Regions from separate parts of the Homo sapiens genome. Here regions 2 and 3 are each linked to region 1. The links are chromatin loops, found by intact Hi-C in ENCODE. Cell type or tissue: K562. All regions are shown on one strand. Links, peaks and the distances in the headings refer to the core of each region. The heading gives the core; the rest is flanking DNA. Region 1 holds the start of LOC105375069 (a long non-coding RNA gene). Region 2 overlaps VEGFA (vascular endothelial growth factor A). Region 3 overlaps VEGFA (vascular endothelial growth factor A).

Region 1 (4,115 bases), core at 714-3,213:
CTGATAGTTCGTAGAGACATATTGAAACCCTGTCTGGCACACAGGCCCCACGTGCTTATTATCATTAGTAATTATGACACGACACAGAGGTATTCCCTGGTTTGGTGACTGGGTAGCCTGAGCCCTCCATATTCTGGCCAGTGCTGAACATGGCTGGCATTAGGGATAGCTTGTGGTCTCAATTAGGGGCCAGCAGTGGCCAGGGTTAGGGGTCAAGTGGTAGCCAGGGTAAAGCAAGCTTGTAGTCAAGATAAAGGGTCAGCTGTGGTTATGACTGGCTGTTGATAAGTGGTTGGGGCTAGAGGTCAGATACTGACAATGAACAGTTTTCTATGTATGATGCTAACTGCTCTGGAAGCAGCTCACCTTATCTCGGAGGCATAATGAAGAGGCAGGAGCATTTGTCTGAGAACTAAGAAGACTTGGGTGTTAGCCCTTGTTCTACTCACTTATTCGCTGGGTGAGTTGCTTCACTTCTTTGAACGTCAGTCTTCCCTCTGCGGGAAAGTAACAATGCATGCCCTCCTGCCTTACAGTATGTGAGGTATTTGTTTCTGGGTATCCTATTATTAAATGTGATTAAATAATCATTAATAGCAACACAGCCTTTCCAATCTCACCCTGCCAGGCCTGTAGGTAAACCCTCAGTGTTGGCTGAGGGTAGGTTGGGGGAGTGGTTAAATAATGGTCCACAGACTTGGCCACTCATTGGAATTACCTGGACATTTACAAGAGCATACTGATGCCTGACTTACTCCAACCCTCCTGCATTCTGAATTAATTTATATGGGGTGACCAGGGCATCAGATGTTTTTTTAGACAAGGTCTCAGTCTGTCCCCCAGGCTGGAGTGCAGTGGCACGATCACGGCTCACTACAGGCTCGACCTCTTGGGTTCAATTCTCCCACCTTAGCCTCCCAAGTAGCACCAAGGACTATAGGTGCATGCCACTATACCCGGCTAATTTTTAAATTTTTAATAGAGACAAGGTCTCACTCTATTGCCTAGGCTGGTTTTAAACTCCTGAGCTCAAGCCATCTTCCCGTCTTGGCCTCCCAAAGTGCTGAGATTACAGGTGTGAGCCACTGTGCCCAGCCATGCATCAGAATTTTTGAAAGTTCCCCAGGTGATTCTAATGGGCAGCCAAGTTTGAAAACCACTGGGTAAAAGCCAGTACAAATGAACTAAAGAGAATGAGTCTTTAAGCAGCAACCTGAGCTGTAGATAAACCAACCAGCTGAATCCATGCCGCATTTCTGTGGGGAGCTGAGATGGGACAGCAGCAAGAGGCTTGGGGAGAACTTTCTCACTTAACCCTCTCCATACCTCTGTGTCTTCATTTGTCAAATGGGGTTATCTTTATACTTACCTCACAAAGGTTGTACTTTATAATAATCAGCCCCAGCCAGCCAAGAGATGTTGACTGAATATTGGGGACTGGAGTGGAGAAAGCAAGGTCCCTGGAACTTCCCTTCAGCGCTGCCTTACCCGAACTTTTTGAGGATAGTCTGAAGCCTGGGGATGGACAACATGACCTTGATGAACCTGGAATCTCCTGGCCCTGAAGAGGATCTTTGGCATATATGTCCCCTGTTTCAAACATCGTCCCCCTCAAATGCACTCACATTCATTTCATCACGTCTTTCATTTTTTTGTTCATTTCAGAAAATACCATCCCCATACTAACCTGTAGGACAGGTGGGGGATGGGGAGATGGAGTTCCATCACCTCTGGCTCTTTCCAGGGTTGGGATGGGATGTTATGGAGCCCCTGGAAGCTTCAGCTGAGGGTTGGGGGCAGCTCCTGGCCAGGTTTCCAGTGTCTTGGTCCTCCGGGGAAAATGAAGTTTTCTTTTGTGGTCTGTGTGTCTTTAAGACTTGAAGGCTGTGGGGACCTGACTGGGGAAAATTCCAACCAGTGGGTTCCTTTGAAATGGAAGTGACATCTAGTGGTCTGAAAAAGAACTGCCAAGTTGACCCCCCCCAGCCCCAGGCTGCCCCTGGGGTCCCTTCCCTGGCCCCAGGTCACTTTCCTGCTGGGCCACAACCCTGCTTGAGGGCAGTCTAAGTCCTGACAGTGGGCTTTTGGTGGCAGGGTGACTCTCTTGGCCCTGCCCAGGCTGGAACCCAGGCCAGGTACCTGCACTCAGGTCCAGACACAGAGAGGCCAGGCCCAGGGCAGCCAGAAGAGGCCCAAATATGCCAGGGCTGCAACATCGCGTCCCCAGGTGAGGTGGAATCCTTGGGTCTCGTGTCTGTTGATTCTGAGGAGCCCTGTCCTGAGTCTTCCACAGAAGTCAGAGTGCTGTGCAGGCCTCAGTGCTGAATCATCCTGTGGCCAGGCTGCTGTTATGCAATGATCCCGCCGTGGGTCCACTGGTGTCAGCGGCTGGCCTTCAGCCTCCCCTTCAGGGAGGCAAGGGGCTTTGGGCGGTGCATGTGCCCAGACTTGGGATGTGTGAAATGACGGCCTGCTCAAACACCTGGCCTTGGAACCAAAAGGGAGGGTGGGAGGAGGGGACAGTGCCCAGTCGCTTGTTCTCTAAGGTTCCTGACTTGAGGAGCCCCAGTCTGAGGGGGAGACATAGCCCTGCCCTCAGGGAACCCCAGAGATCCCTGATGAGGGCGGGAGCAGGAAGGAAAAACACACGAGTGGAACAGACCTGATGAACCCTGCAAAGCGCCAGAAAAGCCAGAGCAGATGATTTTAGGACAGCAGGGCCCCAGGGGCTGTGCTGGGAACGGGGCAAGTGACTGGCACTGGGATTGAGTGGCTGCTAGTGCTCAGGGGAGGCAATGCCTTTAATGATGGCAGGGGACCTGTCCCCTGTCCTCCATGTGTGTATACCTGGGTTTTTCCCCAGCACCTGGTTCACAGGATGAGAGGCCTCAGTCCATCTCAGACACTAAGCCCCATGGCACCAGGGCCTGGGCAGGTAATAAAAGAGACTCAGCAGGACTGGGAGGGCTTGCTGGCATTGTTCGGACACTTGGCATGCATCTGTTTCTTTCCTCTCTGCTGTGGTCCTCACTGGCAGCTGGGTGGAGAGAGAACCCACTTGGGAGGCAAGAGCCCTGTGGGCCACCTCAGCCCTGTCTCTGCCCTACCCCACCCCTGAGCGAGGCACAGCTGCCTCTGGCCTTACTTATGGTTCTGGAAGCTTCCTTGGGCCCCTTCTCTAAGACCCTTGGCTCAGGCACATCCTTCTGGGTTGGGAGGCGTCTCTTCCAGAAGGTGGGTGAGTTTGAAGATAGACTTCATGAAAATGCTATGCAATTGGCTTGCTTCTGAGAGATTTGAACAGCTAGCATTTTAACAATCTCCCAGAATTTATGAAGTAGAAAATACTTGTTTAGCATTGTCTTATTTTTAAATAATTAATTTTAGTTCAGGCGTGGAGGCTCACACCTATAATCCCAGCACTTTGGGAGGCCGAAGCAGGCAGACTGCTTGAGGTCAGGAGTTTGAGACCAGCCTGGCCAACATGGTGAAACCCCATCTCTACTAAAAATACAAAAATTTTCTGGGAGTGTTGGCAGGCGCCTGTAATCCCAGCTACTGGGGAGGCTGAGGCATGAGAATAGCTTGAACCTGAGAGGCGGAGGTTGCTGTGAGCCGAGATCGCACCACTGCACTCCAGCCTGGGCGACAGAGTGAGACCTTATTTCCAAAAAATAAATAAATGAAATAAATAAGAGATACTATATGGACACAGTGAAAAATGCAAGCGCAATAAGAATTAGGGAACCTAGGTGAAGGACATCAGCAGTTCTTATTTTTGCAACTTTTCTGTATGCTTAAAAAAATAAAAAAGTAAAATAAATAAGAAGTTAAAAACAAATTCAGACAGAAGTGTAAGCCTCTCTTCTAACCTTTCTTCTAGCCACTTACTCAGTCCTTCTCTTGGAGGCCCCTGAGTTACCAGTTTCCTGTGTATCCTTCTAAAGGTAGTCTAAAACATATACATTTATAAACTGTTTTCCTCCCACATGAATGATGACTTTTCTCCACACCGTTCTGCAACTTTTTTCTCTCACTTAACAATAATCTGGAGACCATTTGGTGTGAGTGCACAGATAGCTGGCTCATTCTTTTTCTTCACTCCAGTTTATTCT
Region 2 (4,115 bases), core at 785-3,284, 53 kb before region 1:
GTGTTAGGGAAGTCCTTGGAGTGTCTCCCCTCCCCCAGCAATGTTCTTGTGGCTTGTGTGTGCTCAGGGGATGCTGGGAACCAGGCCTGGGTAGTTGGTGTGGGGTGCTGTCTGTCTTGGCCCTATGTGAAACCAAGAGGGCGTATATTAGTGCTGGGGTGGGGGCTCTGCCTAACTTCAGGGCTGGATGAGGGGAGTCTCAGTTCCCCAGGGGTCCTTGGGAAAGATAAGGGACTTGACATTTTAGGGTTTTTAGGTGATTATTCTGCTGATGGGGGTTTGTGTGAAGTGACCTGGGAGCTAACTGAAGTTACTCTAACCTCCCAATACCTTTACCCAACCCCCAAGCTGGCTGTATCTGGGAATATCAGTTTCCAAAATTGGAGGCTTAGGACTCCGTTTCGGGGCTCCCCAGAAGGGTAGGGCCTGTTCTGCCTCCTTCTCACAATCACCCAGGGGCAGGGGCATGCTGAGAAAGTTCTTGGAGGCCCCCTTTGCTTCAGCTGGAGTAGTGAAGCCGCCGAATTGTCTCTCCCCATCCTAAGTGAAGCAGCATATTTGAAAGGAAAGACAACCTGTTACCTGGGCCTGCAACCTCCAGGCAGCTCAAGAGAGATGAGGCCTACAGCCACAGTGGGAGGGGACATGGGGAATGGAGATGGTCCCTCACCTTCCTGGGGCCTCCTGCTCTACGCTACCCCCTCGGGAGCCTCCTGTCCCCAGGGCAGGCCCTTGCCATTGTTGGTCACCCGGCCAAGCCTCTCTGCCTCAGGCGTTCTCCCAGAAGATCTGCCCACTCTCTTCCCCACACCAGCCCCTAGAGACTGAACTGAAAACCCTCCTCAGCAGGGAGCCTCTTCTGATTAACTTCATCCAGCTCTGGTCACCCATCAGCTCTTAAAATGTCAAGTGGGGACTGTTCTTTGGTATCCGTTCATTTGTTGCTTTGTAAAGTGTTCCCATGTCCTTGTCTTGTCTCAAGTAGATTGCAAGCTCAGGAGGGTAGACTGGGAGCCCCTGAGTGGAGCTGCTGCTCAGGCCGGGGCTCCCTGAGGGCAGGGCTGGGGCTGTTCTCATACTGGGGCTTTCTGCCCCAGGACCACACCTTCCTGTCCTCTCTGCTCTTATGGTGCCGGAGGCTGCAGTGACCCAGGGGCCCCCAGGAATGGGGAGGCCGCCTGCCTCATCGCCAGGCCTCCTCACTTGGCCCTAACCCCAGCCTTTGTTTTCCATTTCCCTCAGATGTGACAAGCCGAGGCGGTGAGCCGGGCAGGAGGAAGGAGCCTCCCTCAGGGTTTCGGGAACCAGATCTCTCACCAGGAAAGACTGATACAGAACGATCGATACAGAAACCACGCTGCCGCCACCACACCATCACCATCGACAGAACAGTCCTTAATCCAGAAACCTGAAATGAAGGAAGAGGAGACTCTGCGCAGAGCACTTTGGGTCCGGAGGGCGAGACTCCGGCGGAAGCATTCCCGGGCGGGTGACCCAGCACGGTCCCTCTTGGAATTGGATTCGCCATTTTATTTTTCTTGCTGCTAAATCACCGAGCCCGGAAGATTAGAGAGTTTTATTTCTGGGATTCCTGTAGACACACCCACCCACATACATACATTTATATATATATATATTATATATATATAAAAATAAATATCTCTATTTTATATATATAAAATATATATATTCTTTTTTTAAATTAACAGTGCTAATGTTATTGGTGTCTTCACTGGATGTATTTGACTGCTGTGGACTTGAGTTGGGAGGGGAATGTTCCCACTCAGATCCTGACAGGGAAGAGGAGGAGATGAGAGACTCTGGCATGATCTTTTTTTTGTCCCACTTGGTGGGGCCAGGGTCCTCTCCCCTGCCCAGGAATGTGCAAGGCCAGGGCATGGGGGCAAATATGACCCAGTTTTGGGAACACCGACAAACCCAGCCCTGGCGCTGAGCCTCTCTACCCCAGGTCAGACGGACAGAAAGACAGATCACAGGTACAGGGATGAGGACACCGGCTCTGACCAGGAGTTTGGGGAGCTTCAGGACATTGCTGTGCTTTGGGGATTCCCTCCACATGCTGCACGCGCATCTCGCCCCCAGGGGCACTGCCTGGAAGATTCAGGAGCCTGGGCGGCCTTCGCTTACTCTCACCTGCTTCTGAGTTGCCCAGGAGACCACTGGCAGATGTCCCGGCGAAGAGAAGAGACACATTGTTGGAAGAAGCAGCCCATGACAGCTCCCCTTCCTGGGACTCGCCCTCATCCTCTTCCTGCTCCCCTTCCTGGGGTGCAGCCTAAAAGGACCTATGTCCTCACACCATTGAAACCACTAGTTCTGTCCCCCCAGGAGACCTGGTTGTGTGTGTGTGAGTGGTTGACCTTCCTCCATCCCCTGGTCCTTCCCTTCCCTTCCCGAGGCACAGAGAGACAGGGCAGGATCCACGTGCCCATTGTGGAGGCAGAGAAAAGAGAAAGTGTTTTATATACGGTACTTATTTAATATCCCTTTTTAATTAGAAATTAAAACAGTTAATTTAATTAAAGAGTAGGGTTTTTTTTCAGTATTCTTGGTTAATATTTAATTTCAACTATTTATGAGATGTATCTTTTGCTCTCTCTTGCTCTCTTATTTGTACCGGTTTTTGTATATAAAATTCATGTTTCCAATCTCTCTCTCCCTGATCGGTGACAGTCACTAGCTTATCTTGAACAGATATTTAATTTTGCTAACACTCAGCTCTGCCCTCCCCGATCCCCTGGCTCCCCAGCACACATTCCTTTGAAATAAGGTTTCAATATACATCTACATACTATATATATATTTGGCAACTTGTATTTGTGTGTATATATATATATATATGTTTATGTATATATGTGATTCTGATAAAATAGACATTGCTATTCTGTTTTTTATATGTAAAAACAAAACAAGAAAAAATAGAGAATTCTACATACTAAATCTCTCTCCTTTTTTAATTTTAATATTTGTTATCATTTATTTATTGGTGCTACTGTTTATCCGTAATAATTGTGGGGAAAAGATATTAACATCACGTCTTTGTCTCTAGTGCAGTTTTTCGAGATATTCCGTAGTACATATTTATTTTTAAACAACGACAAAGAAATACAGATATATCTTAAAAAAAAAAAAGCATTTTGTATTAAAGAATTTAATTCTGATCTCAAAGCTCCTCTTGGTTTCTCCTTCTCCATTGAATCCTTGCTCTAGACTTCCTCCCGCCCCCTTTCCCTCTTCCTCTGGGGAACATGGCATTTGTCTTGGGTCTGGGAAAGGTACGTCTAATGTGTAGGATATGGGGTGACCCACCTTGTTGTGCTGGGGGCAAAGTCCTTCCATTTTGGCTGAGCTGGTCCTGGGGGAACCCATCCATCCTGTCTTGATATAGAAGGTGGGAAGCTCTGGGAATGGGTGGAGGGGGAGAAACAGCTTAGGAGCCAAGGGCCCTTGCAATTGGTAGTGCTGCCTTCAGGAATTAGATGATCCAGGCCCCTGTCCCTTAGCCAGGGAAAGAACTGGCCATGTCTCCAAGCTTGCTGCCCAGGAGACAGGAGAGAGCTGTTTTTGTCTGTGGGGGTCTTGTTGGCTGCAACAGGCTGGGAGTGGGAGGGGGATGCTGCTGGAGGGCTGTGACTCCAGGGTGTAACTTAATTTTACATAGTTTTACACCCTGGAGTTCCTTGAGCCTCTGGAAGATGGACCCATAGGTTTGGTCACCACTGATGGGACACTCCCTGCCCCAGCTTGCCATAAGCTCTTCTCTCACGTCCTGCTCCTGGGTAAGGTGGCACCTATCCAGGTCTTTGACACTGAAGGGCAGTGCTTCCAAATTCACTTCCTCTAGCCTCTCATTTATTCTTGCAAACCATAGATATGGCTTGAATAAATATTGAGCCAGTCATTGTGCTGCTATGAATAAGACACAATTCCACCCCTCAAGGATCTGGTGAGGATGGGTGGGTGGGGAGACCCAAAACTATAAATCCATGAGCAGAAAAATACATAAAATGTGCTGGGGGCATCTGATCTAGCTTGGGAGTGGGAGTTGTATTGGGGGTGGTGGCTGGGGGGTGGTGTCTTATGACATTATCTCT
Region 3 (4,115 bases), core at 1,069-3,568, 63 kb before region 1:
CAGGGGTCGCTGCTAACACCGCAAGTTCCTCAGACCCTGGCACAAAGGCCTTGGCTACAGGCCTCCAAGTAGGGAGGAGGGGGAGGAGTGGCTGCCTGGCCACAGTGTGACCTTCAGAGGCCCCCAGAGAAGGACACCTGGCCCCTGCCTGCCTAGAACCGCCCCTCCTGTGCTCCCTGGCCTTGGAAGGGGTATGAAATTTCCGTCCCCTTTCCTCCTTGGGGCCCAGGAGGAGTGGAGGGTCCCGGGAGAATATTGTCAGGGGGAAGGCAGGGGGTGTCATGGGAATGGGTGAGGGGGCTGAGGTGCAGAATCCAGGGGGTCCCTGCAGGAGCCGCAGTGGTAAGCTGTCCAGCTGGAAGCCTGGTAACTGTTGTTTTCTCTTGAGAGGGGCTTCCTGTGACCTTGGCTGTCTCTGGGAGCAGGGCTGGGGTACCTGAGTGGGGTGCATTTGGGGTGTGTGGGAAGGAGAGGGAAAGAAAGATGGACAGTGGGACTCTCCCCTAGCAGGGTCTGGTGTTCCGTAGGCTAGAGTGCCCCTCTGCTCTGCGAGTGCTGGGCGGGAGGGGAGTTGGTGAGAGCTGGAGACCCCCAGGAAGGGCTGGCAGAAGCCTTTCCTTTTGGGTGCTGTCAGGTCCGCATGTCTTGGCGTGTTGACCTTCACAGCTTCTGGCGAGGGGAGGAATGATCTGATGCGGGTGGGGAGGGTTAGAGGAGGCCTCAGGCCTAAGGTGGTGCAGGGGGCCCCCTAGGGGCTGGGCAGTGCCAAGGCATAAAAGCCTTCCCTGGTCCCTGGTGGCATTTGAAGGTGCCCAGGTGAGAGGGGCTTGGCACCTCCTCACCCTGGGAGGGAGAAGAAACCAGGGAACAGGTAGGAGTGGGAGACAGGTGAGGCTTTGGAAATCTATTGAGGCTCTGGAGAGATTTGTGTAGAGAGGAAAATGTGGTTCTCCCCCAGGGTCTCCTCCTGGGTTTTTACCCTCTAAGCAACCTGTGGGCATGCTGGGTTATTCCTAAGGACTAGAAGAGCTTGGATGGGGGAGGGTGGTTGGTGCCCTTCGGTCCTCGGCACCCCCCTCCGTCTCCAACACCAGCTCACCCTGGTATTTGTCATGTCAGCAGGAGAAGGTCACCATGTTGTTTTTCTCGCCCCTAGTCCTTCCTTCCTGCCCCAGTCCAAATTTGTCCTCCTATTTGACCTTAATACTTACCATGGCTTTGGACCAGGGAACTAGGGGGATAGTGAGAGCAGGGAGAGGGAAGTGTGGGGAAGGTACAGGGGACCTCGACAGTGAAGCATTCTGGGGTTTTCCTCCTGCATTTCGAGCTCCCCAGCCCCCAACATCTGGTTAGTCTTTAACTTCCTCGGGTTCATAACCATAGCAGTCCAGGAGTGGTGGGCATATTCTGTGCCCGTGGGGACCCCCGGTTGTGTCCTGTTCGACTCAGAAGACTTGGAGAAGCCAGAGGCTGTTGGTGGGAGGGAAGTGAGGAGGGAGGAGGGGCTGGGTGGCTGGGCCTGTGCACCCCAGCCCCTGCCCATGCCCATGCCTTGCTCTCTTTCTGTCCTCAGTGGTCCCAGGCTGCACCCATGGCAGAAGGAGGAGGGCAGAATCATCACGAAGGTGAGTCCCCCTGGCTGTTGGATGGGGTTCCCTGTCCTCTCAGGGGATGGGTGGATGGCCTAATTCCTTTTTCTTCAGAACTGTGGGGAGGAAGGGGAAGGGGCACAGGAATATAAGGATCAAGAAAGAAAGAGCTGGGCACCACGAGGTTCACCCTCAGTTTCGTGAGGACTCTCCGCTGTTCAGGTCTCTGCTAGAAGTAGGACTTGTTGCCTTTTTCTTCTGCTCTTTCCAGTAAAATTTTATTTGGAGAAGGAGTCGTGCGCACAGAGCAGGAAGACAGTGTTCAGGGATCCTAGGTGTTGGGGGAAGTGTCCCTTGTTTCCCCTAGCTCCCAGGGGAGAGTGGACATTTAGTGTCATTTCCTATATAGACATGTCCCATTTGTGGGAACTGTGACCCTTCCTGTGTGAGCTGGAGGCACAGAGGGCTCAGCCTAATGGGATCTCTCCTCCCTTCCCTGGTTTGCATTCCTTTGGGGGTGGAGAAAACCCCATTTGACTATGTTCGGGTGCTGTGAACTTCCCTCCCAGGCCAGCAGAGGGCTGGCTGTAGCTCCCAGGCGCCCCGCCCCCCTGCCCAACCCCGAGTCCGCCTGCCTTTTGTTCCGTTGTGGTTTGGATCCTCCCATTTCTCTGGGGACACCCTGGCTCTCCCCACCACTGACTGTGGCCTGTGCTCTCCACCTCTGGGGAGGGAAGGCCCTGGGGTCTTCCTTCCCGCGAGTTTCCCTGACCTAAATCTGGCGTGGCTGGGTAGTGGCCAGCAGTGGTGATGCCCAGCCTGTTCTGCCTCCTCCTTCCCCACCCCAGGAGCCCTTTCCTTGGCCTAGGACCTGGCTTCTCAGCCACTGACCGGCCCCCTGCTTCCAGTGCGCCACTTACCCCTTCCAGCTTCCCAGTGGTCTCTGGTCTGGGAGAGGCAGGACAAAGGTCTTTGTTTGCTGGAGAAAAGGTTGTCTGCGATAAATAAGGAAAACCACGAAAGCCTGGTTGTTGGAGTGTACGTGTGTGCTCCCCCAGGCAGTGGAGGCCAGCCCTCCTTGGAGGGGCGGCTGCCTGATGAAGGATGCGGGTGAGGTTCCCCGCCTCCACCTCCCATGGGACTTGGGGATTCATTCCAAGGGGAAGCTTTTTGGGGGAATTCCTACCCCAGGTCTTTTTACCCTCAGTTACCAACCCCTTGCCCAGGCCAGACCTTCCTGCTATCCCCTCCTGGGCCACAAGCCTGGCCCTCCTCTGTCCCAATTGTGATGAAGGGGCAGTTCAAAACTTCTTGATTAGTCATCTTCTCCCCTATCGACTTGGCTTTAAAAAATGACCTTTTCAGACTTCTAGTCTCGTTCACTCTTTTTGATGATGCTTTGCCGTAACCCTTCGTGGGTAGAGAAGGATTCTGTGCCCATTGGTGGTCTGGATAAAAGAAATAGAGACCTCACAGGAAGCAGTGGACTGGCCTGTTTCCCCACTGTTCTTTCTGTTTTCACACCTGTGGCCTTCTCCCCACCTTCTTCCCAATCAACCTATTGTGTACATAGCCCCCCTCATTGTCCTTTATTCTTCTGGAAAGCAGACCTTGGAGGGAGGAGTGAGGGGGAGGCTCAGCTGTGGTCTCTGGGGGGTGGGGGTTGGGAGCTGGGGTGGAAGTCCACGAAGCATACACTTAAGATGCTTTGGTGAAGTTCTAAACTTCATATTACCCAGGCTGAAAAAAGAGCACTTGTTCCTAGGGCTGGAAATGGAAGCCAAAACACCACCTTTTTCAGCCTGTTTCAGCATCTTTAGAGATCAGCCCAACCCACTTACACAGTTGAGCAGAGTTGGAGGCCTAGAGAGGGGAGGGACTGGCCCAAGGTCATACCAACTCATGGCCAGAGCCTGGGCCTCCTCACTGGCCAGGTGTTATTTCTTCCCTCTGGGTAGGGAACCTATTTCAGGGACAGGATTGCTATGTGGTAGTGGTGGTGGGGTGCGATAGGCGTGGCAGGCTGGGCCACAATTTGGAGTAGTCATGCCAGAGTCCTGCATTTATTTATTCTCAAGGGCCCCGCCTCTGTGGCCCAGAATTACCCCTTCATGCTCCAGTGCACCCCAGGCTTCGTGGCCAGCCTGGGAAACTGTCTCTACCCTGGTCTCCCTTCAGATCAGCTTCTAGAAATGTTTCGTGGCTACAGTGGCAGCACTGTTTTTTCCATGATGCAAGCAGTTTGCCCTCTTGGGCGGGGTTATCAGTGGCTGGCAGGGCTGGCACAGCGTGTCCGCCCACTGCCACCTGTGGGTTCCAGGAGGGCCCAGCCCCTGTGCTGATGCCCACCACCTTCTCAGCTCATGTCTGGGGAAGAGGACTGGCAGGGGGAAAGGTGCCTCCTCCTGAAAGGTGCCTCCTCTGTTTTTGCCTAATATAGGCTTGGGAACACTTTGATGTCAGCTAATTCTGACTCCTTTACTTACTAGCTGTGCGGCCTTGGGGCAACTTACTTAGCCTCTTTGA

The links. Hi-C counts contacts between places; a loop is a spot of excess contacts. Peaks named below come from ENCODE experiments on the same cell type or tissue, not always from the same donor. Only the 100,000 strongest peaks of a DNase experiment are listed, where the experiment ranks them.
Region 2: it touches region 1 in a loop (2.4-fold over the local background); 24 of 110 quality-filtered maps call a loop at or near these places.
Region 3: a loop joins it to region 1, with 7 times the contacts of the local background. A loop is called at or near these places in 34 of 110 quality-filtered maps.

What each region holds. Positions count from the first base shown.
Region 1 is chr6:43,836,515-43,840,629 of GRCh38, forward strand. The region is part of intron 1 of LOC105375070 (a long non-coding RNA gene); the gene reads left to right. LOC105375069 (a long non-coding RNA gene) reads right to left here and starts at 2,285. Exons shown (of 3, transcript XR_001744130.1): 1 at 2,140-2,285; 2 at 1,370-1,898; 3 at 418-497. In K562, for the core only: a CTCF peak has its summit at 1,947 (motif pointing left); DNase peaks (open chromatin) are centred at 1,967 and 2,347.
Region 2 is chr6:43,783,299-43,787,413 of GRCh38, forward strand. It overlaps VEGFA (vascular endothelial growth factor A), which reads left to right. Exons shown (of 8, transcript NM_003376.6): 8 at 1,243-3,189. The coding sequence ends at 1,264. Among named protein-coding and RNA genes, the nearest start is that of VEGFA, 15 kb to the left of the region's middle. In K562, for the core only: a CTCF peak has its summit at 2,103; no DNase peak of the experiment used is centred there.
Region 3 is chr6:43,772,768-43,776,882 of GRCh38, forward strand. VEGFA (vascular endothelial growth factor A) reads left to right here. Exons shown (of 8, transcript NM_003376.6): 2 at 1,574-1,625. Among named protein-coding and RNA genes, the nearest start is that of VEGFA, 4.6 kb to the left of the region's middle. RefSeq lists enhancers at 1-166, 167-932, 1,985-2,279. In K562, for the core only: a CTCF peak has its summit at 2,155 (motif pointing right); a DNase peak (open chromatin) is centred at 2,184; H3K4me3 peaks cover 1,449 bases.